2 separate regions of the Homo sapiens genome follow, and region 1 is linked to region 2. A link is an interaction called in ENCODE POLR2A ChIA-PET data of the cell type or tissue named here. Cell type or tissue: Panc1. All regions are shown on one strand. Links, peaks and the distances in the headings refer to the core of each region. The heading gives the core; the rest is flanking DNA.

Evidence for each region. ChIA-PET counts read pairs that join two places held together with the same protein. Peaks named below come from ENCODE experiments on the same cell type or tissue, not always from the same donor. Only the 100,000 strongest peaks of a DNase experiment are listed, where the experiment ranks them.
Region 1: POLR2A ChIA-PET joins it to region 2 with 8 read pairs; 13 of 35 experiments call an interaction of 5 or more read pairs at or near these places.

Annotation. Positions count from the first base shown.
Region 1 is chr11:8,819,631-8,832,511 of GRCh38, forward strand. It overlaps a transcript of DENND2B not described here. Among named protein-coding and RNA genes, the nearest start is that of DENND2B, 15 kb to the left of the region's middle. RefSeq lists enhancers at 8,930-9,429, 12,210-12,881. In Panc1, for the core only: no CTCF peak of the experiment used is centred there; no DNase peak of the experiment used is centred there; H3K27ac peaks cover 538 bases.
Region 2 is chr11:8,879,671-8,892,551 of GRCh38, forward strand. It overlaps a transcript of DENND2B not described here. Among named protein-coding and RNA genes, the nearest start is that of AKIP1, 25 kb to the right of the region's middle. In Panc1, for the core only: no CTCF peak of the experiment used is centred there; no DNase peak of the experiment used is centred there.

The sequences.
Region 1 (12,881 bases), core at 2,566-10,565, 59 kb before region 2:
ATCCATGACCTTGATCTAATTATGAGAAAACATGAAGTAAACCCAACCTAAGGGATATTCTACAAAATACCTGACCAGTACTCCTGAAAAGGGCCAGGGTCATGAAAGACAAGGACAGACTGAGGAATTGTCACAGATTAGAGGAGACTAAGGAGACGCAGCAACTAAATGCAACATGGGATCCTGGATTTGATCCTGGAATAGAAAAAGGAGTTTCGTAAGAAAAACTGGTGAAATCCCAGTAAGTCTATATCAATATCAATTTTAGTTTTGATCATTGTACTGTAGTTACACAAGATTAGGAGAATTTGTACTGCCATTGCAACTTTTCTCTAAGTCTAAAATTATTTAAAAGTAAAAAGTTTTTAAAAGCCAAATTTAAAGATAAGTAAATAAAAGTATATACAATACATGGTTACAGGAAAAAATCATAAAGGTAGGTAAGACTGACTCAAGTTTGGGAAGCACTAAAGTATTTACCCTACACCCAAGAAAAGTCGCCCCCAGAATGAGAATCACTGCTGTTGAAGAATATTTAGTAAAATAGGGAAATGTTCACTTTATATTACTTGGGGGTAAAATTAATAAATCATCCCTTTCTGTTAAAAAATATATATATCACATATATTACCCATAGAAAACAGTCTGTGTTAAAATAAAAATAACCTATGCTAAACAAAGCACAGATGACATTTATTAAATAGTAAATGGGATATGGCTTTTGGAAAGTAACTTATCAATTAAAATGCTCACAGACTTTGACTCAGTAGCCTCACTCAGGGAGAATATCCTAAGAGAAAATTCCTAAGTATGCAGAATAAATGTCTGTTTCCAGCACTATTTTTAATAATTTTAAGAATTAGAAACAATCTCCATATCAGTCATTCCTAGATTAGTATTTTTTTAAACCGCAACCCAATAAAGAATGTTTTACATTGTAATCTAGCATATGCATGTGTGAGAGGGTGTGTGTGTATGTGCATGTGTGTAAAAAACTGAACCAAAAAGGTTTCTCAAAACAACACTATCTTTACTGTATGTGATGCTCTCTGCTATTTTCAATCCTAATCTATGTTATTAAGAAATTAAGAAAACGAAGTACATAGAGCCCCACTAAACTGATTTCCTGACCCAATAATGGATTATGGCCCTTGGTCTGAAAAACTGCACTAGATGGACTATTGTGCAGCCATTGTAAGAGATGACTATGGCTGGGTGCAGCGGCTCACATCTGTAATCCCAGCACTTTGGGAGGCCAAGGTAGGTGGATCACTTGAGGTCAGGAGTTCGAGACCAGCCTGGCCAACACGGTGAAACCCCATCTATACCAAAAATACAAAAATTAGCCAGGCATGATGGCGCATGCCTTAATTCCAGCTACTTAGGAGGCCGAGGCATGAGAACTGCTTGAACCAGGAGGCAGAGGTTGCAGTGAGCTGAGATCGTGTTACTGCATTCCAGCCTGGGCAACAGAGCGAGACTCTGCCTCAAAAAAAAAAAAAAATTAATTAATTAATTTAATTTAATTTAAATTTAAAAAATTTAAAAGAAACTACTATAAACCACAAACTGGTAGCAGCAATTTGTTCTAAGGAGAAAAGAGGGTGGGAGGAAAACTTGCTTTTCACTGTATATCTTTTTGTACCTTTTGAATTTATAACACGTTTTTTATTTAAAAATTAACTAGCTGGCTCACACCAGTAATCCCAGCACTTTGGAAGGCCAAGGTGGGAGGATCTCTTGAGACCAGGAGTTCAAGACCAGCCTGGGCAACATAGAGACCTTGTCTCTACCAAAAATAAAAAAAAAAAATTAGCACAAGCCTGTAGTCCCCGCTACACAGGAGGTTGAAGTAGGAGGATCACATTAGCCTAGGAGATAGAGGCTGCAGTGAACAGTGATCACGTCACTGCACTCTAGCCCAGGAGACAGAGAGAGATCCTGTCTCAAAAAAAAAAAGAACTAACTTTAAATGGCAATTACGAAGACTTTATTAGCATGGGAGACAACGCTAATTATGCATAATAAAGCTATAACTACATTAAAATGTAAAGACATATGCAAGTGAAAAAAATTTATACCAAGCAATAATCATGTTAGCAATTTTTTTCCTTTTTACTAAATTCTACATATTCTACACTGCTGCTATTGTAGATTTGTTTTGTTTTGTTTTGTTTTTGAAACAAGGTCTGGCTCTATCGCCCAGGCTGGAGTGGAGTGGCAAGATCTTGGCTCACTGCAACCTCTGCCTCCCAGGCTCAAGCAATTCTCCCACCTCAGCTTCCCGAGTAGCTGGGACTACAAGTGTGCACCACCACACCCTGCTAATTTTTTTATTTTTTGTAGACAGGGGGTTTTGCCATGTTGCCCAGGCTGGTCTCAAACTTGTGAACTATTTTCTACCATTCAACATACATTTATTTTCTTAAATTAAATCAATTACTGGTAAGGACACAGGAGATTTTAAAGTTAATAGTAGCATTTTCTTTCTTAAGCTAGGTGGTGGGTCACTTAAACTATACATATAAAAATAGACATTCTACATATTTTAAATAATTTCTCAATTTTTTCCAACTTTACTGAGTTATGATTGACAAAAGTTCTATATACTAAAGATGTACAGCATGATAATTAGATATACTAATACACTGTGAAACAACTATCACAAACAAATTAACACATTCATTACCATACACAGTTACCATTTTGTGTATGTGGTGGGGAGAGGTGAGGACACTTAAGACTTACTCTCTTGGCAAATTTCAAGTAAACAATACAGTATTAACTATAGTCACTATGCTGTACATTAGATTCCCAGGATTTATCTTATAACTGAACGTTTAGCAACATTTTTTTAAAGAAAAGATTTCAAAAGTGGACTCTTTCCTGCAACCTTCCGCTTTGACCTCGGACTCACGGAGCCACTCCAACAAGGTACTGAGATAGGATTTAAAACTGTCAGTCAACTGGATACTTTCCACCTCTGTGAAGAGAATCTAACGTGGACTGTACCATCCCCATGGCTTCTAAAGGTTTCCCTTTCGAACTCTGCAGGTGGGCTAGTTTCGGCATTCCATTCACACTCAGGACTGTTCTTTTGTTTTTCCTCCTTTCCCTACCAAGCTATTGTTCATTCCCTTACATTTTTAATTACATATAATCTCTTCTAGCATATTCATCTTTGAATTTCCAGCAGGCTGTAATGCAGTACTTTCTTTGTACATAGCAAGTGCTCAAAAAATATTTCTTAATCAATATCATAGGCAAAACTCCAGAAAAGAATATATAAAAAGTGGCAAGGACTCAGAGAAGGAAGTATTGATCCCTGGAGATTAAGTACAAATCGCATCAAGAGACATCATTACTTTTAGTTAATGAGGTTACTATATAATTATTGTAGGGAATAAAATAGATAATACATGTAAAACACTCAGCAATAGCTAGTAAGTGATCCATAAATAACAGATTGGGGACTTAAAAAGTAATATCCATACATATTTACACAATATATATTTGTATATAATATATATATCATAAATGAATACACACATATGCACATACATATGGCAAAGAATGTCAGGGACATAATTTATCTGGACTTCAGAAAAATCTCTCTTGATCTTTAAAGAAAAAAAAATCAGAGATGCACCGGCAGCTGGATGGACTGGTAACTCAGGACAGCTGGGTCCAAACAGTGCTATGAAATGAATCTGCATCAACCAGGAAGAGGAGCTCTGGAACTCCTAGAAGTTTAGGCACATCCCATCTGTTTTTATCACATTTATTGATTTGCATATGTTGAGCCATCTGATATGGTTTGGCTGTGTCACCACCCAAATCTCATCTTGAATTGTAGTTCCCATAATCCCCAGGTGTCATGGGAAGGATCCAATGGGAAGTGATTAGGTCATGGGGGCCATTTCCCCCACGCTGTTTTCATGATAGTGAGTGAGGCTCATGAGATCTGATAGTTTTATAAGCTCCTGGCATTTCCCCTGCTTACACTCATTCTCTCTCCTGCCACCCTGTGAAGAGGTGCCTTCCACCATGATTCTAAGTTTCCTGAGGCCTCCCAGACATGTGGAACTGTGAGTCAATTAAACTTCTTTCTCATATAAATTACCCAGTCTTGGGCAGTTCTTTATAGCAGCATGAGAATGGACTAATACACAATCCTTGCATCCCAGGGATAAATCCCACTTGATCATGGTACATGAACCCTTTTTTTCCTTTTTTTGTGACTTGAGGCCACTGCTCATTCTTCTTCTTCTTCTTTTTTTTTTTTTTTTTGAGATGGAGTCTTGCTTTGTCGCCCAGGCTGGAGTGCAGTGGCGTGATCTCAGCTCACTGCAACCTCCGCCTCCCGGGTTCAAGCGATTCTCCTGCTTCAGGCTCCCCAGTAGCTGGGACTACAGGTGCCCACCACCACGCCCGGCTAATTTTTTGTATTTTCAGTAGAGGTGGGGTTTCACCGTGTTAGCCAGGATGGTCTCGATCTCCTGACCTTGTGATCTGCCCAACTAGGCCTCCCAAAGTGCTGGGATTACAGGCGTGAGCCACCATGCCTGGCCTCTTTTTTTTTTTTTAAGTTCAGGGGTGCATATGCAGGTTTGTTATACAGGTAGACTTGTGTCATGGGGGCTTGTTGTACAGATTATTTGATCACCCAGGTATTAAGCCTAGTACTCATTAGTATTTTTCCTGATCCTCTCCCTCCTCCCACCCTTCACCCTCAAGTAGGCCTTGGTGCCTGTTCTTCTCCTCTATGTGTCCATGTGTACTCAATGTTTAGCTCCCATTTATAAGTGAGAACATGCGGTATTTGGTTTTCTGCTCCTGCATTAGTTTGCTAAGGATAGTGGCCTCCAGCTCCATCCATGTTCCTGCAAAGGACATGATTTCATTCTTTTTTTATGGCTGCATAGTATTCCATGCTGTATATGTACATTTTCTTTAACCAGTCTACTGCGATGGGCATTTAGGTTGATTCCATGTCTTTGCTATTGTGAATAGTGTTGCAATGAACATACATGTGCTTGTATCTTTATAATCAAACAAAATTTTTTTTTTTTTTTGGAGACAGAGTCTTACTCTGTCACCCAGTCTGGAATGCAGTGGCACAATCTCGGCTTGCTGCAGCCACCACCTCTCAGATTCAAGCAATTCTCCTGCCTCAGCCTCCGAGTAGCTAGGACTACAGGCGCACACCTCCACACCCAGCTATTTTTTTTTTTTTTTTTGTATTTTTAGTAGAGACACGGTTTCGCCATGTTGGCCAGGCTGGTCTCGAACTCCTGACCTCAAGTGATCTGCCTGCCTCGGCCTCCTGAAGTGCTGGAATTACAGGCATGAGCCACTGCACCCAGCATCTTATAATCAAATCATTTATATTCCTTTGGGTATATACCCAGTAATGGGATTGCTGGGTGGAATGGTATTTCTGTTTTTAGGTCTTTGAGGTATCGCAACACTGTCTTCCACAATGGTTGAACTAATTTACACTCCCACCAACACTACATAAACATTCCTTTTTCTCCACAACCTTACCAGCACCTATACTTTTTTGGCTTTTTAATAACAGCCATTCTGACTGGTGTGAGATGGTATCTCATTGTGGTTTTGATTTGCATTTCTCTAATGATCAGTGATGTTGAGCTTTTTTTCATATGCTTGTTGGCCACATGTATGTCTTCTTTTGAAAAGTGTCTGTTCATGTCCTTTGCCCACTTTTTAAAAATGGGTTTTTTTTTTCTTGTAAATTTGTTTAAGTTACTTATAGATGCTGGATACTGGACCTTTGTCTTATTAGACTCAGTGTGCTGTTGAATTCTATTTGCTAGTATTCTGTTAAGGATTTTTGCATCTATGTTCATCAGGGATGTTGCCCTGTAATATTCCTTTCTCTTCCCATTTATTCTAGATCTCATCATGGTTACCCTTTTTATCAATGACTTGGATAAGACACAATTATCAAATATGTTTATGATAAATTAATTGGGAGGGATAATGAATATACTAGATATAATCAGAGAGAAAAGCCTCCACAAACTGGAACCATAGGTTAAATACGGCAAGATGAAATTTTTAAAGGGTAAAATATGTAATTTTACACTGAAGCTTAGAAAAATACTGCAAGACAACAGGATAAAGATGGTTATTAGTGAAAAAGACCTGAGGAAAGGTTCAATATGAGTCAACTGATGAGCAAATGTGATTTTGAGTTTAGCTGACAAAACACAGGGCCCAGATCAAATGAGATTCATGTCCTACTCTGCTCCATTCTGGTTAGAACAAAAGTGTTTCCAGGGGACATATATTATATTTGCAGTCCCGGGGTAAATGGAGTCTTGAATAACATTTCAGACAAATATATTGAAAGAAAAAAAGGAAATCAAGTCTTTTGGAGCCCCTTAAACTGAGAAGATAACACGTCTGATTCATGAGGTTGTAAGTTCTCCTGCAGAACAAGAAGATAGAAAACTACCGCTTTTATCCCCACGGAGTCATCTCTGGGGAATAAAGAACGCTCACAGAAAGAAGAGACAGCTGGGCCCTGCCTGACCTGCCCTTTGTCCCTCCTGCTAGTCACATCAAAACCTCCCAGCTGGGGCTCTGACCATCCGAGCTTTATCAAGGATATAGAGCAGCTCAGGAATCCAAACAATTCTGACCCATCATCTCCCCAAACCATGGTTCACTACAAGCAGAATCACAGTGATATTTTTAACTATCAGAGTGAATTCTTGTGGATCTTTAACCTCCTATACTAAGCTGTCATCTGATAGCTGTTGTGAGCAAGGACTCAGGCTTAAATGCTGTAACCGAAACATTAGATGGTAGGAATGCAGCATTTCAGCTTCTTCAGGGATTGCTGGGATATAGACATACCAGCTTATCTCCTGTAAAGGAACCCTATGATGCTTCTTCTAAGGATCTGGGGAGAGAGAAGAGCAGTGGCCATTCAACATCCGGTTCTTATCCTAGGAACATGGAAGGCGGCCCTGATCTACAGATGAGTCATACTAAATAAACGTCAACATCCTACAGGAGAAGATGCCATTTTTTAAACTATCTTCTTTTTCCCCAAGGTTAAGAACTTAGAAGTTCCTAATCTATGCAATGATTAGCTCCTTATCTAACAAGACATGCACTGGGCCCATCCTATGTTTCTGCGGAAGAGAGCTAGTTTGCCTTTGTGTAAAAAGAGGTCCTTATGAATGTTCATTCACTTAGAGATCAACATTGAACAACCTGTGTGATAGAGAAATCAATTAGACCCCACGATTCAAGGAAGGGAAGATGAGGGAGATGATGAAAGGAAAAGCAGAGGAATGTGGAGGGAACGGGGAGAGTAGAAAGCAATTTAAGATCTTGAAGGACAGAAACAGGAGGAAGCTTGTTTGGAAGTCTCAGAGTGGCAAATTTGGGGGAATTCCTGAGCATTACTCCCAGGGATGTCAGGGAACATACTTGAGCACCACTTAGCCTTTTGAATTTGCAGGAAAGAAAGAATTCAGAAAGCCTTTATTCCCTCCCTGTCTGGGGCTCCTTACCCTGGGGTGATACATCTGCCTACACCCCACTTAGCTGGTTGGCTGAGCTGTGAACGACTGAGAGGAGGAAGGCAGAGTGAAAAGAACAAAGGGTCAAGGACTACTGTCCCCCGCACAGCTAGTGCCAGCAGAACACTCCCTTCTTACAAGGCCATGGGACTCCAGAGGCTAAAACTGGTAGATGCTAGCTCATCTCAAACCCGAGCAGATAAAGGAAGTCAACGATTTCACAGTTCTCCTGAAGGTGATGAAAGATTATAGCCACTCATCTCCAATGCAGACAGCCTCTGCCATCAGTAATGCATGACACAGCTCTTCTAAGGTAAAGGCCCAGAGGAGATGAAGAAGGGGTGCATACTCTGGGAAAATTTGGCAAGATGAGGCTTGACTCTCTCTGCGTGCTCCCAAGACAGTTACCAAGTTACCACTGCTTTGTCACAGAGGGTCCAAGACCCAGAGAGATGCGAGAGTTGTCAGAGGCTTAGAGACTTATGTGGTTGGGATTTGGGGGCTTGAAGTGTTTTTTGTTTTGTTGTTGTTTTAGTAAATAAGACTGTCTCAGCAAGCTTCTGAAGGGTGAACCCTGTACCTCTGTTTTATCCAAGATGGCTAGGAAGAGAGACAGCTCAACGACATCTGACTTCACCTTATGCTCTGAGGGTTGGGAGAGAATGGGATAGACTTTCCAAATAAAATAACAATTTGCCAGCCACAAACTTCCTTCCTCTACTATCCAGGTAATCCATTTCCTCCTTAAATCCCTATTGCACCAGACTGGAGGTGGGGAGGGGGAACGGGGGTGGACTGTGGCAATGTTGTGTGGAGGAGACAGGGACAAAAATGTGAGACATGGACCCAACTGCTGGCTATGGAACTTGGGATGGACCCCAAGGCCAAGGCCATTCAGACTAAACTAAGAGCACCATGAAGTTTACTACCTTGAGAACCTCTTGAGTTCTCAAGGAAGAGAGCTGTTCCTGCCTACAGTGGCTGGGGCAGAGATCTAAAGCAAGTAAAGGACCAGACAGACGCTGAGAACCTAGAAGGAGCACACAAAGCCTAATTCAGCCTCATGACCTTGACTTCCTCTTCCAGAAGTGCCTGGACACAGAGCAGTGCACCTTCAACAGCACAACTCGGCCGTTAAGGCTGCACCAAAATTCATTCAGGAGCCCAGCCCTGGGCAAAGCAAAGCCTCCTGCCCCCCAGGATGCAGCACTTCTCTGGTTTGTCTTCAGGGGCTCCAATGCAGCTGTATCTGCGGGGAAGCTGGGGGTCAGGACGCAGACCACAAGAACCCACTCTGTGAGGGGTCACTGCTTTCAAGGACACCAAAGGGGACCCTCATCTCTGCGTTCCTTTCTTCCACCATGATCCCTCTCTGCTTCCTCTCCTGCCATGTGGGGTGGTGAGAATGGGGACAAGCAGGGCGGACCGAGCACTCTTTTAATAGGAAACAAGGACTCGGAGGTGACCAGCTGCAGAGGTGAGCAAAGCTCCAGAAGGACTCCAGCTTCTGACCCGGATGGCTGAGTGCCACCACCATTTCAGGGAACACTGACCAAACAGAAGATTCCACGCTGCTTTGCTGCGGTCATGTCTGAGTTTACCCAAGAGGGGAAGCTGCTCCAACAGAGGAAGTTAATTAGACCAGACAAGAGCGGGGAGCAGAGGTGGAAGACAGGGATGAGACAAGAAACTGTGGAGGACAAAAAGTAAGATGAAAGGAAGGAGGGAGGCAGGGAAGGGAGGAGAAAGTGTGTGTGTGTGGGGTGTGTGTGTGGGTGTGTGTGTGGTGTGCATGTGTGTGGTGTGTGTGTAGTATGTGTGGAGTGTGTTGTGCGTGTGTGTGTATGGTGTGTTTGTGTGTGGTGTGTGTGGTGTGGTGTGTATGGTGTGTTTGTGTGTGTGGTGTGGGTATGTGGTGTGCTTTTGTGCATGTGGTGTGTGTGCATATGTGTGGTGTGTGTGTGGTGTGTAGTATGTGTGGTGTGTGTGGTGTTTGTGTGTGTGGTATGTGTGTGCATGTGCATGTGCAGCATATGTTGTAAGAGGAGGTGGGAGAGGAGTGGGTGACACATCAGAGCCGTCACTGCAATGCTGAGCCCCTGGCTGTGGTGATGACTGGCCACAGCGCAATTCAGCAGTGGTGTCTTTGCAGTCAGCTTCCGTGGTCAGCACAAGGCAAAAATCATGTGGAGTCAAGTTATCTTGAAAATTCCCTTAGAAAGGCACCACACTGGAGACCCGCCAGTCTCCGGGGAGCCCCATTCAGTACTATTCATATACATTATTTTTGTGCACTCCTATGAATCTGAGAACTAGAAGGACCCAAGGAGTCCATCTTCCTTCTCTGTGGTTCTCAAAAACAATTCTGAGGAGCTGAACCATTGATATGGTCTGAATGCTTCTGAGTAAGTTTCTCTCAGCTCTCAGAGATTGGTTTATCACCTAATGTTATCCAGCCAGACGGACTTCCTGCGAAGCCCACACTCTCTTCCATGCTGCTGTTGTCTTAAAATTGTCTTAGGAGGGAGAGGCCTATATCACGGGTCCCGCCCCACCACTAAATAGCTGTGTGTGCTGGGAACAGTCGCTTCCCCTTTCGTCCCCAATCTCCCCTTCTATAAAACAGAGCCAGACTAGATGAACTCTAAGAGCCCAGACAATGCTCTGCTGAATGAAAAAGTGCTTTGAAAAGTCCAAGTACTTCACAAACAGAACGTGTCAGTATTGGTTAGCTCTCACAGGTCAGAAACGTTGGTGTCTTCCGTCTTGCCCCTCAAGTTCATCCTTCATGTCAGTCCTGCCTCATCTACTCTGGAATATTCTCTAGGACTCGCCCCCTTCCTCTCTCCTGTTGCTGACCTGCCAGGTCCTTTAGCAGGCCTCCTCACTGCCTTTCTCTGGCCTCTCCAAAATTATCCTATTTTCATCGATCTACAGGAGAGATTTCCACAAAACTCCACCTTCACTGCATCACTTCACATCACCTATGTAATGGCAGGACTTCCAGAGCTCAGGTCCCTGGCTCTGCTCTGCCACACCTACCCCTCCAAGGTAGATCATCGCCGTGACACTGGAGTGAACATCTCTCCTTTCCTTATAAAGTTGACCCAACTTTAAAGACCAGAAAAATCCTGCCTCCTCCAAGGAAAGTTTTCTGTGGTTTTAAGATACAACTTTCTTGTTCTGAACTATAAATGTATCCATGGTTCGTAAACCAACACAGTTAAGATCTTGGATATTCTCTACTTGTTTAACAAACACTGTCTCTCCCAATAGCTTATAAATTCCCTCAGGTCAGAAAATAAGCTTTATTTAATATTTGCATCACAATGTCAGTGGAGCTGAAAATTCAGCGAGGGCTGCATTGCCTTACTGCCTGATGGTGGAAAGAAAGATCTTTGTTATCTCTCCAGCCCTTGACAACTCACAGGGAATGTTGGGGTACAGAGGAAGGAGAGAAGAGGTGGAATTAATACCCTCCCAACTCCTAAAGTATCTTCCCGCCTGTTCCTCCCTGCTTTCACCCACTCTGGTGGGGGAAAGAGCCCCCATCACAGGCTCCAATCCACCTATTCTCTGAGGCTGAGCCTGAGCCCATCAGAACAGCATGCAGACAGCTCTATTTAGCTCCATTCTTCATGTTCTGATCCGCCCGTGTGATAGCAACAGCTGCTCACAGTGCCTGACAGTAGTGGGAAGATAAAAGGAAGAAAGAGACACATAAGAAAGAAAAGCCAAGACCAGTAGTCATCTTCTAATATATATTTCATACCTGGGCCCTGGAGGGAAATCTGCTTCAAATTAAGCCCCATCTGTTCTCAAGCCCCCAAAGAGGCAGAGCACCCATGAGAAGGGCTCTATACCCTGCCAGGGCACAGACACCAGTGAAGATTGGCAGCTGCAAAGAAGGATGGCATCCTTGAGGAAGCCAACAAACTGGGAGGTGGAGCCCCTGGCTGACCAGCCCATTCTTAGACTCAGAGCCTCTGCCCCACAACACATGACCCCAAGACCTCCCTGATAGGTAAGAATCACATAAGTATGTAATGGGTGTAAAATGGGGAGGATTGTCAGGAGATCGGCCCAATTCCCAGAGGAAAGCATTCCTGGCCATCACACCCAAGGTACTCAGCAATGCAAGCATAACCTAGCATGCCTAAACCCACCTTCCCCACTACTCCTGGCTTCTGGCCACTCGGGAGCAAATACACCTCTGCAAAAGTCCCAGCTTTTGTGCTCCCCACAGCCAGCCCCCACCATCGTCTCTCCAGATCTTCTCCTGTTTATAAGATGCATTCACTCCTAATCTCCACTTCCAGACACACACACACACCCTTGGGTAGACACAGGGCAATAAGCCTACCTCTCAGGCTCAACTTCTGGGCTGCACACAGTGGGGTGGCTTGCTCCCGTAATCCCAGCACGTTGGGAGGCTGAGGCAAGAGGACTGTTTGAGCCCAGGAGTTCAAGAGCAGCCCGAGCAACACAGCAAGACCCTGTCTCCATAAAAAAAAGATGGAAAAATTAAATTCTGTAGGATTCACTCCCTAAATAATTAAAAATTTAAACTTAAATTTTAAAAAACCAGGCTTAACTTCTACCCAGTGTGTGTTCATGCTCCCTTGGGCCCTTTCTGCTTGCAGGAGCTGATGATGCTGGGTGCACTCTGAAAGATTTTAAACCTGGTAAGGATGGTAATGCCTTCAGGGGCCAGAGGATGCCTTCACAAACCATTCAGAGTGTCAACAGAGCCAGACTGGGGAGACGTCCAGTTATACCAAGACCAAGAGGCAGATTCTCTCATCTGCCTCTAAGCTCCTTCCTCACAAAAGGTATCTGCCACACCCATCTCCAGTGCCAAAGATGGATCACAGCCGACTGAGCCGACTGTCTCTCCTCCTACCCCTCACCCCCGCCTTCCAGAGTGACAGCGAGACAGGAAAGCAAGTTGGAAAATTTTTAAAAGAACCAACACCTCGGCCAGGCACAGTGGCTCACGCCTGTAATCCCAGCACTATTGGAAGCCGAGGTGGGCGGATCACAAGGTCAAGAGATCAAGACCATCCTGGCCAACACGGTGAAACCCCGTCTCTAGTACAAAATACAAAAATTAGCTGGGCATGGTGGTGCACACTTGTAGTCCCAGCTACTCGGGAGGTTGAGGCAGGAGAATTGCTTGGACCGGGGAGGCGGAGGTTGCTGTGGGCCGAGATTGTGCCATTGCACTCCAGCCTGGCAACAGAGCGAGACTCTGTCTCCAAAAAAAAAAAAAAAAAAAAGAACCAACACCTCATCACAATCCATGAAAAGCTAGCTCCT
Region 2 (12,881 bases), core at 1,778-9,777:
TGGAGAAAAAAAAATCACCCGAGAAGCTTTTCAAAATGCAATGCTCTGGTCCAAGACATCTCCAGATATCCTGAATCAGAGTCTCTATGCTAGGTACATATGATTGAAAAAAAAATTATGGGAAATTCTAGACTAGAGGTTAGAGGCAAGGAGGAGATACCAACTTCAGTCAGAGATGACCAAATTCACATGCTTAGTGAATTCAAATAAGCATTCTAATAAAATAATGGAACGATAAATGCTTAGGGAGTTTCGATTGAAATAGTAAGTTATGAAAAGGTTAGTCACATTAACATTTGTACAGTCAGAGTTATTACTTTGAACATTTAGGTACCAATAGAATGGTGGTGGTAGTTTTCATGCATCTACTCTATTGCTAACTAAGCAGCAGCCTACCCCAACATTTCCATTATGCTGGGGAACATGGTTGACATACCACAGACAAAGGACAGAGCCATCTTCAGTCTCCTAGAAGGTCAAACTCTTACATCTCCTTTCCTTCTTTGCTTCCTTTTTCCTTTTCTTTTAGGATAATTGGCATTCTATGCTCTTCTTAATTCCTTCCTCCTAGGTACTCATCAGTCAACTTTCAACTAATCAAGACTTGAAGAGCCAAAATATTTAAGAGCTCAAAAAGCCTAGGTTACAGATGCACTGGAAGCTGTCACTTTGAACTGTGTGTGTGTGTGTGTGTGTGTGTGTGTGTGTGTGTGTAGTTTTTACTACCAAATGTGATTTATTATATGTAATTGCTAAGAGCCTCAGCTTTCCAGAATAGAGATTTCAATACTGTGAAGAAATAAATCATTTTCTGACAATAATTCAGTTTGTGTTGCAAAATGCATCTTCAGAGCATCTCAAGATAAAGTGATCTCCAATAAACAGCACTAAAGCTGCCTGACAGAAAAACTATCTTCATTTCTAAAATTGACAAGCCTTGAAGCAGGAGGATAGCTTGAAGCTAGGAGTTCGAGGTCACAGTGGCTATGGTCACGCATGTTATCTCCTAGAGGTAGCAAGACTTCGTCTCTAAAAAATAATAAATAAAACTGACAGGCTTCACTACAAACCTCCTCCTAATACTGAATACTGCTCAACAATCCTTTTATTCCTAGTGATTTCGATCCTCTTCTTGTTCCCCACAGCAACTGTCCCAAGCCTGTCTCTTCCCAAAACTTCCAACTACTCACTCTCAGGAGGTAACCTTGCCTTCACCACTGAGAAAGGAGAAATGTAAATTCCCTCAACTTTCCCTTACCATGTCCAAATGTATCTTCATTCCCCCATCTCCTGTCTCAGAAGCATGCTTACTCTACTTATTTTGAAGAACGACCCTTACCCATGTTGAATCTCCTGTTTCCTTCATCTCATGTCTTCCTGTTTCCTGTTCTTCCCCTTCATTTTTGTGAGTATCTCCTCCAGTGGTTTTCTGTGAAAGGCTGCAGAGGAGGTAAATTTTTTTTTACCAGCTGGGAAATATAATGTATATATTTTTATGTCTTTGGAAGCTTGTAGGATATTTTCCTGAAAATTCATAGTGATGTGCCTTAGTATGGGTACTTTTTCAAACATCGTTCTAAGGCACTTGTGGGCCTTTTTAATCTGGAGGCTCATGTTCTATAGTTCCAGTAAATGTTCCTGTACTGTTCCTTTAATAATTTCATCCCATATATTTTCTCAAATTTCTCTTTCTACAACTCCTGTGACTTCTATGTTGGACCTCTTTGGTTGATCTCCTAATTGTCCATCTTACTGTCTTTTTGTTCTACTGTATGGGAAATTTTGTAAATTTTTTCTTCTGATTCTTCTATCAATTTTTAAAATTTCAACTATGATTTTTTAATTTCCAAATGCTCTGTCTTGTTCTTTTTGTTTGTTTGTTTTTGAGACAGTCTCACTCTGTCACCCAGGCTGGAGTGTAGTGGCATGATCTCGGCCCACTGCAACCTCTGCCTCCTGGGTTCAAGTGATTCTTGTGCCTCAGCCTCCTGAGTAGCTGGGATTAACAAGCGCCTGCCATCACAGTTGGCTGGCTACTTTTTGTATTTTTAGTAGAGACAGGATTTCACCACGTTGGCCAGGCTGGTCTTGCACTTCTGACCTCAAGTGACCGATCCACCCACCTCAGCCTCCCAAAGCGCTGGGATTACAGGCGTGAGCCAGCATGCCCGGCCAGTCTTGTTCTTGTTGTTCCTTTTCTCTAGAGCATCTTGAGCTTCTTACTTAACTTCTCTATTCTCTTAATATCTCTATCAACTCCTGTCTCTATGACCACTCTTTTTCACTGGCCTTCATTTACTATCTCCTTCTCTGTATACTCTTTAATTGGATTTTTTTTTCTTGGCTCTCTTCTACACAGCCCATCCTGGACATCTTATCTACTTGCATGGTTTCAATTCAATTTAGCTGATATTGCCAAACTATTATCTCTAGCTCCGACTTCTCTCTTTTAATTTCTAGACCTGAACTTCCAACTACCTTGTGGATATCTGCACCTAGATGTTCCAGACACCTCAAACTTTACATTACATTGCTGGCTTCTGGCATCCTATGCTCCAATCTCATAAACAACTTGTTATTTCCCAGAAAATATTATGAAAGGTAACATCTCTGATAGGCCCAACTCAAATGTCACCTTTTTAATAAAGCCTTCTCCGACTTCTTCCTACTCCTTGGGAGAATGGATTACTCTCTCCCTTGGCACCCAAGGCTCACTTCATAGCCCATAACCATTGTTCATAAGTATTGCTCACCATGAGCCAATCTGCTGACTGCCAGATTGTGAGCCTCTTGAAAGCATGGGTTATTTATCTATCAGTATAAGTTCCATCTTTAACCTCTAGCAAATGGCTGTTACTCAATAAATAGCTGTTGAATTACAATAATTTCAGGTGAACATACAGTATAAATATTTGACTATGTAATAATTAATTAATCATAGAATGTAACCAGAAACCTAACCCACTAGAAAAATATTATGTAAGTTTCAAAATGCATCTATGGTTATTTTTAATTTTAAAAGATTATCATTTTTTGGTTGGGCACTGTGGTTCATGCCTGTGATCCCAGCACTTTGGGAGGCCAAGGTGAGTGGACTGCTTGAGCCCAGCAGTTGGAGATCAGCCTAGGCAACACAGCAGGGCCCTGTCTCTAGAAAAAATACAAAAATTAGCCAGGAATAGTGGTGCATGCCTGTGATCCCAGCTACTTGGGAGGCTGAGGTGGAAGGATCTCTTGAGCCTAGAAGGTTGAGACTGTAGTAAGCTGTGATTGCACCACTGCACTCCAGCCTGGACGACAGAGTGAGAGTCTGTCTCAATCAATCAAATAATTTTTAAATATTATTTTTAAAATAAACATTCCCAAGCTTATACAAAGGCGCATTCTTCATAGTAACTTGCACAGAGTTACTTGCACAGAATTCAAAAAGCTAATTCAGTTTTAAATCATCTGCTCACCCAGATGGGTACCTGAACAGCTCTTAGAATACAGAACACATTTTGTTGTTGTTTTCATTTGGGATAACTACAAATAAAACCAAAGAAAAGGCAAAAAGAGATCTCTTTAGAATATATGACCCATATAAAAATATTAATAGTGGTTAGCCAACAAGCATTCTGATAAATTTCTTTTCCAAAAATGTCAAGTGATTAAAGAGTGAAGAAAAGAAAGACACTTCTGAACTCTTAACTAGAGCACTGCTACTAAGGGCATTATGAAGCTGAATGAAGAATGTTCATTCCTATGCAGGGATTAAGTGTCATTAGGGGCTTTTTGTTTTCTTTAGTTTGGTTTGATTTTCTTTTTCAAACTAAGCCCTAATGCCAAATCTTACATTTTCTTTTTCTTTTTCTTGTTGAACTGATGCTATGTTAAGATATAAGCACAAACATCTCATAAGTGTTTTAAAACCATCCAATTGTTTGAGAAGGCATACGTGCTGGGCCTATGAAGCCAAAACATTAGAGCTAGGAAATTTGATGAAGATAATAATTGCTTACAGACCAGCTTGTTTTAACTTGCTGAACAAAGAATACAATTTTATACCACATTTTCATCAGAAGCTTTTTCTCTACATAATCACTACTGTAATGAGCACTTTAAAAAGGGAGATTATCTACAGGTTAAGGAGTAAGGAAGTTATCAATTAGATACCATCGTCTTCAAAATTTCACTTACTCAAACTTTAGATTAATAGAAAAACATTTTTGGCTGACTTAAGCGATGTTTTGAATCTTTACAAACCATTTGTTTAGTGTGCACAGCATGAAATCTAGAAATGAAGACACCCCATTCTTTCCAGTACTGCCCTCAATGGTTCTATAGCCTTGGCTAGGTCAGTAATTTCTTTGTATCTTAGTTGACTTCTTAGATTTTCCTCTATAGAGATACAGTTCCATCTCTCTCACATCTTCAAAATGCATTCAGGCTCTATGCCTGTGTCAGAAGTTGCTCTCTCACTCCTTTCATTCAGTTACTTTGATCACTTGAAGACCCTCTAATTCACGATTCAACCAACATTTATTAAGGGCTTTCTCCATGACAGGCAATTCAGTGAAGGTGGGGATGGGGTCAGTCCCTAAAAGGATACTAATACTAGTCTACTAACAGAAAAAAAAAAAAAAATCCTCTTCGGACTTCCTTTGTTTTTTTGTTGTTGTTGTTGTTTTTTGTTTTTTTGAGACAGGATCTGTCATCCAAGCTGGAGTTCAGTGGTGCAAGCATAGCTCACTGCAGCCTCAAACTCCTGGGCTCAAGCAATCTTCCCACCTCTGCCTCCCAAGTAGCTGAGAGTGTAGGCACGAGCCACCACATCTGATTTAGATTTCCTATTCTTTATTTCCTCTAGTATATTCAGCTAGAAATTCTAAGAATTAAGTTGTGGTAGGTTTACAGGATTGGGTTAAGGCAGTCATTCAGTGATCGATGGTTACAGGACCAGGCAGCCTAGGAGTTAATATGGTTTCAAAACAGAGATAAGTCACAGAATGGAGCAAAGTCACCAATTTCACAAGATGAAGATAACTCTTCATGCATGGTACCAATGATGACCCTTGGTTTGCTGAATCCTTTGGCTTTATTACTCCACCCTTTAAGGCAGAACTCTCTAGACCTACTCTGCAAGCTATGTTGACTTCTGATTCTCTTAAACAGGGAGCCATTCATCTCAGCCCATAAGTCTTCAATATCAGTGTGTTAAAGCCAGAGTCATGTCTTCCAACTAAGTCTGAAACCTTGTAAAGAGAGGAAAGGAAGATGGGAAGAGATCTATGTTGTCCAGAAGTACTAAGGGGCCATTTTCTAACGGCAGAACTTAACTTTGAGACTCCCAACTCTGGATATTTGCTCATTCTTCCCCATCTACCAATCCCATTGGTACCTGTGTGACAACCTCCTCCGCTTTGTCTCTGACCTGTTGCTTGCCATGATCCTTGCCATTCAGAGGCCATTTGGCTCTGATCCATGGCCTTGTTGTAATCTTGGGTCACAGATATGCTACCAATCTGAAATGCTTATCTGGTTCCTGACCCCAGGCCTAGGCCTGATCACAAACTAAATTATTCTCTTGCCACCTGTCCCATGCCATGCATATCAGTCTCATCACAGTTTCTTATCCTGCTTCCCCACCCACGGCTGCCTATAGTTCTAGTGCTGGCTAAAATTATAGAATCTTTTTTAATTCATTCTGGAAGGACAAAGTAATTAAGAGATGATTAGTTTATGTGACAACAATATGCAGAAAGGATATAAATTTGCTCACAATTAACTGTAGTATGTGCATTGTTATTATATCTTTCCACACCTCAAGCTTTCAATCTCTAAATTAATACATTTGCCACCACATTCTCTCAAAGATATATTTATGCATACTTAATTAACATGTACTCTGGGAGTGCAATAAAGCTATAATACATTCCTGCATTTCTAACTACATAATGAGTATTTAAAACATTTAGAAACAAATTGGCTCCCAATAAGGAATAAAAATGTTGAGTAACTTATTTTTCAAATATAATGTCTATGCCACTTAACTGAATATTTCTGAAATGTTATATAAAAAGAAAAATATTATAATTGAATCAAGAAAAGCATACCATTCTGAAGAAATTCAGTGGTGGGTTCTTTTTCATAGTAAAGAAGGATTTTGGAAATGGTGACAACTATCCCATAATTAATAAGTTTTGTATGTTCAGCTATAATTACATTGAATTTTCTGAAAGAGAGACTAATGTGAACAATATTCCAGGAAAGGAATATTCTTTTTTTTTCTAACTTTTTTCGGGGGGAGAACAGAGTTTCAGCTCTGTCACCCAGGCTGGAGTGCAGTGGTACAATCATGGTTCATTGCAGCCTCGACCTCCCAGGTTCAAGTGATCCTCCTGCCTCAGCCTCCCATGTAGCTAAGACTACAGGTCCACATCAGGCTAATTTTTAAAATTTTTTTGTAGAGACAAGGTCTCACCATGTTGTCCAGGCTGGTGTCAAACTCCTGGGGTCAAGCAATCCTCCCACCTCAGCCTCCCAAAGTGCTGGGATTACAGGCGTGAGCCACCACGCCCAGCCTAGAAATATTCTTCTGAGTACATCTTATTAGGTTAACTTGCTTTAAGGCTTTGCCTTTTCTACTAGTGAAGCACTAAAACATATCCTTTTTAATTTAAAGACACAAAGATTTTCATTGCTCTTACATGAAGAGCATTCTAAAGTGTTAGAATAAAGTATACTTCTAAAATGTAAAAAAGTTAAAGGAGATTCCTCACCTCAATTCTTAGGAGATGCTGTATCTGGAAAGGGTAAACAGAAGCAAACAGTTTCCTGAAATTGTGCCAAGGCTACATGTCAACTGCCTGGCAGGAAATGCTTTGGAGAACCTAGATAAACAGACTATCATCTTTCTCTGGCTTTTTATAAAGCAAATGTACTGAGTTAAACTAGCATCATAGACACAACAAGCAGAAAAGGGCACCGAGAAATTTTAGATGATAGTACCTGTAGGATTTATGACAATTAAATCAGTGGTCTGTCCGTCACTTTTAACATACATGAACATCACGGCTCAACAAACATGTACTCAATACATGTCTGTTGGATTTTTGCAGTAAATTAAATCTTACCGTTCCATTAATTTTCATCATGATTTTGGTGAAGATTTATCTTTTTTTTTGGCAGGGGTGTAGACAGAGTTTCACTCTTGTTGCCCAGGCTGGAGTGCAATGGTGCAATCTTGGCTCACTGCAACCTCCACCTACCGGGTTCAAGCGATTCTCCTGCCTCAGCCTCCCAAGTAGCTGGGACTACAGGCATGTGCCACCACACCCGGCTAATTTTGTATTTTTAGTAGAGATGGGGTTTCTCCATGTTGGTCAGGCTGGTTTTGAACTCCCAACCTCAGGTGATCCATCTACCTCGGCCTCCCAAAGTGCTGGGATTACAGCACGGTGAGCCACCACGCCCGGCCTGTGAAGATTTATCTTACAATAAATTTTCATTTTGCAGCAGCTCTTAATATTTTGGCATTATAGAATGATAAAGCTTTCTTACATTTATATAGCAAATAATTTTTCAAAATATTTTGCATTATCTTCATTTTTTTCTAACTTCTCATTTCACAAGTGCTAGCAATAATGCTTAGGCAGGTTAAACAATTTGGTTGTAGTCAAAGATTAAGTTAGTCAGAGAACCAGGTTTAGAATCAATTTGCCTGAAACATTTGCTAGTATTTTCCCTCTCTCCCCACTGTATAACAGAAAATGGATTTGAAAATCCCTCTACTATCTTTACTAAAATAATCCTCCTACCTCACCTTATTTTACTTTACTTAACTGCAAAAAGGATGATAATATATGTGTTAACTGATAATATCTACTGTCAACCAAATAAATCTGTCTTGCATAAAGTCTACTCAGCCCTTCCATACCTTTTCTCTCTCCACCAGCCACATGTTCTATTCAGCTCCAATCCTAACCACACATCTTCTCTTTCTTCTTTCTCATACTAGAAGGATCCTCTGCCCCACATACCTTATGCCCAGTCTTGCCTGGTCACAAAGGGGAGCAAAACTTCCCTAATCAAAGGAATAAAGTAATATAAAAGGTGACATACCTCTCTACCTGCTATAATATCCTTTAGCCAAGGCACCTCAGATAACAATTTGAGCCACCTCAACCCTGAGGTCCCTCCCCATGATCCACAACCACCATCTGTGACTTCCAGTATACACCCAATCTGCCCCTCCCTCCCAAATGGAACATCTTAGCCTTCGTTACTACTGGGGATGGGGAGAAAAAAATAAACTTTGTGTGGAGGCCAGTTATGTTCTCTGCACAAAATGTGGAGAAGGAGACAGCATTCTGGTGGAGTAGGAAGCTGCTGGAATGTCTCTCCCCAGCTAGACAACATTTGCACAGCAGCATCTGTCTGATGTAATTATTTTGGAACTCTAGAGTCTATTGAAGGTTTGTGACTTCCAGGAAAAGGCTTGGACCTAAATTGTGGTTAATTTTGGTCAATTTCGGCTCTTAGTGTAGTGGACGCTACCCATGACCACCCCCATGGCAGGCAGCTGTACACATTTCCTGAAACAGCTTGCTGGAGCCAGGATGGGCAAAAAGGATCTTGTCCTTCAAATGTCAGTGATCTGTGCTCTGTCTGCTGATTGCTGCTTCTGATCATAGATGTGCAGAGAAAGAGGCTGGTGGCCATTGTTGCAAGAATGAACTTGGACCCTTACCTAACGCCTATACAAAAATTAACTCAAAATGAATCAAAGACTTAAATGCAAGACCTAAAACAATAAAATTCTTAGAAGAAAACATAAGGCCAAAGCTTCAAAACGTTGAATTGGCAATCATTTCTGGGATATGACACAAAGGCACAGGCAGCAAAAGAAAAAATTGATATATTGCACTGCATTAAAATTAAAAATTTGGGGGCACCAAAGGAAACTGTCAACAGAGTAAAAATGCAACCCACAGAATGAGAGATATTTCCAAATCATATATCTGATAAGGGATTAACATCCAGAATATGTAGAGAACTCCTAAAACTCGACAACAAAAAACAACATAATTCGAAAATGGGCAGAGAACTTGAATAGACATTTCTCAAAATAAGATACAAAAACAGCCAATAACAATATGAAAAGATGCTCAACATCACTAATCATTACGGAAATGCAAATCAAAGCTACAATGAGATGCCACCTCATACCTATTAGGATGGCTACCATTAAGGAAAACAAAGGCAAAATAAAAGTAACAAATGTTGGTGAGGATATGGAGAAACTGGAACACTTGTACACTCTTGGTGGGAATATAAAGTGGTATAGTCATTGTGGAAAACAGTATGGTGATTCTGCAAAAAGTTATAAATAGAATTACCATATGTTCCAGCAATTCAACCATGGGTATATACCCAAAAAATTGAAACCAGGGTCTCAAAGAGATATTTATAAACCCATGTTCATAGCAGCATTATTTGCAATAGCTAAAATGTGGAAGCAACAAAAATGTCCATCAATGGATGAATGGATAAGCAAATGTGGTATGTGCATACAACAGAATATTATTCAGCCTTAAAAAGGATGGACAGGTGGTTCCAAGATGGCCGAATAGGAACAGCTCCAGTCTACAGCTCCCAGCATGAGGGACACAGAAGACGGGTGATTTCTGCATTTCCAACTGAGGTACCGGGTTCATCTCAATGGGGCTTGTCAGACAGTGGGTGCAGTACAGTGGGTGCAGCCCAATGAACATGAGCCAAAGCAGGGCGAGGCATCGCCTCACCCGGGAAACGCAAGGGTCAGGGAATTCCCTTTCCTAGCCAAGGGAAGCTGTGACAGACAGCACCTGGAAAATCAGGTCACTCCCACCCTAATACTGCACTTTTCCAATGGTCTTAGCAAACGGCACAACAGGAGATTATATCCCGCACATGGCTCGGAGGGTCCCATGTCCATGGAGCCTGGCTCATTGCTAGCACAGCAGTCTGAGATCAAACTGCAAGGTGGCAGCGAGGCTCAGGGAGGGGCACCTGCCATTGCTGAGGCTTGAGTAGGTAAACAAAGCGGCCAGGAAGCTCAAACTGGGTGGAGTCCACCGCAGCTCAAGGAGGCCTGCCTGCCTCTGTAGACTCCACCTCTGGGGGCAAGGCATAGCCAAACAAAAGGCAGCAGAAACCTCTGCAGACTTAAATGTCCCTGTCTGGCAGCTTTGAAGAGAGTAGTGGTTCTCCAAGCACGGAATTTGAGATCTGACAATGGACAGACTGCCTCCTCAAGTGGATCCCTGACCCCCGAGTAGCCTAACTGGGAGGCACCCCCCAGTAGGGGCGGACTGACACCTCACACGGCTGGGTACTCCTCTGAGACAAAACTTCCAGGGGAACGATCAGGCAGCAACATTTGCTGTTCAGCAATATTCACTGTTCTGCAGCCTCCACTGCTGATACCCAGGCAAACAGGGTCTGGAGTGGACCTCCAGCAAACTCCAACAGACCTGCAGCTGAGGGTCCTGACTGTTAGAAGGAAAACTAACAAACAGAAAGGACATCCACACCAAAACCCCATATGTACGTCACCATCATCAAAGACCAAAGGTAGATAAAACCACAAAGATGGGGAAAAAACAGAGCAGAAAAGCTGAAAATTCTAAAAATCAGAGCACATCTCCCCCTCCAAAGGAACGAAGCTCCTCGCCAGCAACAGAACAAGCTGGATGGAGAATGACTTTGACAAGTTGAGAGAAGAAGGCTTCAGATGATCAAACTTCTCTGAGCTAAAGGAGGAAGTTTGAACCCATCGAGAAGAAGCTAAAAACCTTGAAAAAAGATTAGACGAATGGCTAACTAGAATAACCAGTGTAGAGAAGTCCTTAAATGACCTGATGGAGCTGAAAACCATGGCATGAGAACTACGTGATGAATGCACAAGCTTCAGTAGCCAATTCAGTCAACTGGAAGAAAGGGTATCAGTGATTGAAGATCAAATTAATGAAATGAAGTGAGAAGAGAAGTTTAGAGAAAAAAGAGTAAAAAGAAATGAACAAAGCCTTCAAGAAATATAAGACTACATGAAAAGACCAAATCTACATCTGAGTGGTGTACCTGAAAGTGACAGGGAGAATGGAACCAAGTTGGAAAACACTCTGCAGGATATTATCCAGGAGAACTTCCCCAACCTAGCAAGGCAGGCCAACATTCAAATTCAGGAAATACAGAGAACACCACAAAGATACTCCTCGAGAAGAGCAACTCCAAGACACATAATTGTCAGATTCACCAAAGTTGAAATGAAGGAAAAAATGTTAAGGGCAGCCAGAAAGAAAGGTCAGGTTACCCTCAAAGTGAAGCCCATCAGACTAACAGTGGATCTCTTGGTAGAAACTATACAAGCCAGAAAAGAGTGGGGGCCAATATTCAACATTCTTAAAGAAAAGAATTTTCAACCCAGAATTTCATATCCAGCCAACTAAGCTTCATAAGTGAAGGAGAAATAAAATTCTTTACAGACAAGCAAATGCTAAGACATTTTGTCACCACCAGGCCTGCCCTACAAGAGCTCCTGAAGGAAGCAATAAACATGGAAAGGAACAACCGGTACCAGCCACTGCAAAAACATGCCAAATTGTAAAGACCATCAATGCTACGAGGAAACTGCATCAACTAACAGGCAAAATAACCAGCTAACATCATAATGGCAGGATCAAATTCACACATAACAATATTAACTTTAAATGTAAATGGGCTAAATGTGCCAATTAAAAGACACAGACTAGTAAATTGGATAAAGAGTCAAGACCCATCAGTGTGCTGTATTCAGGAGACCCATCTCACATGCAGAGACACACATAGGCTCAACATAAAGGGATGGAGGAAGATCTACCAAGCAAATGGAGAACAAAAAAAGGCAGGGGTTGCAATCCTAGTCTCTGATAAAACATACTTTAAACCAACAAAGATCAAAAGAGACAAAGAAGGCCATTACATAATGGTAAAGGGATCAATTCAACAAGAAGAGCTAACTATCCTAAATATATATGCACCCAATACAGAAGCACCCAGATTCATAAAACAAGTCCTTAGAGACCTACAAAGAAATTTAGACTCCCACACAATAATAATGGGAGACTTTAACACCCCACTATCAACATTAGACAGATCAACGGGACAGAAAGTTAACAAGGATATCCAGGAATTGAACTCAGCTCTGCACCAAGCGGACCTAATAGACATCTACAGAACTCTCCACCCCAAATCAACAGAATATACTTTCTTCTCAGCACCACACCGCACTTATTCGAAAATTGACCACATAGTTGGAAGTAAAGCACTCCTCAGCAAATGTAAAAGAACAGAAATTGTAACAAACTGTCTCTCAGACGACAGAGCAATCAAACTACAACTCAGGATTAAGAAACTCACTCAAAACTGTTCAACTACATGGAAACTGAACAACCTGCTCCTGAAGGACTACTGGGTACATAATGAAATGAAGGCAGAAATAAAGATGTTCTTTGAAACCAATGAGAACAAAGACACAACATACCAGAGTCTCTGGGACACATTTAAAGCAGTGTGCAGAGGGAAACTTATAGCACTAAATGCCCACAAGAGAAAGCAGGAAAGATCTAAAATTGATCTAAAACCCTAACATCACAATTAAAAGAACTAGAAAAGCAAGAGCAAACACATTCAAAAGCTAGCAGAAGGCAAGAAATAACTAAGATCAGAGCAGAACTGAAGGCGACAGAGACACAAAAAAACCTTCAAAAAATCAATGAATCCAGGAGCTGGTTTTTTGAAAAGATCAACAAAATTGATAGACCACTAGCAAGACTAATAAAGAAGACAAGAGAGAAGAATCAAATAGACACAATAAAAAA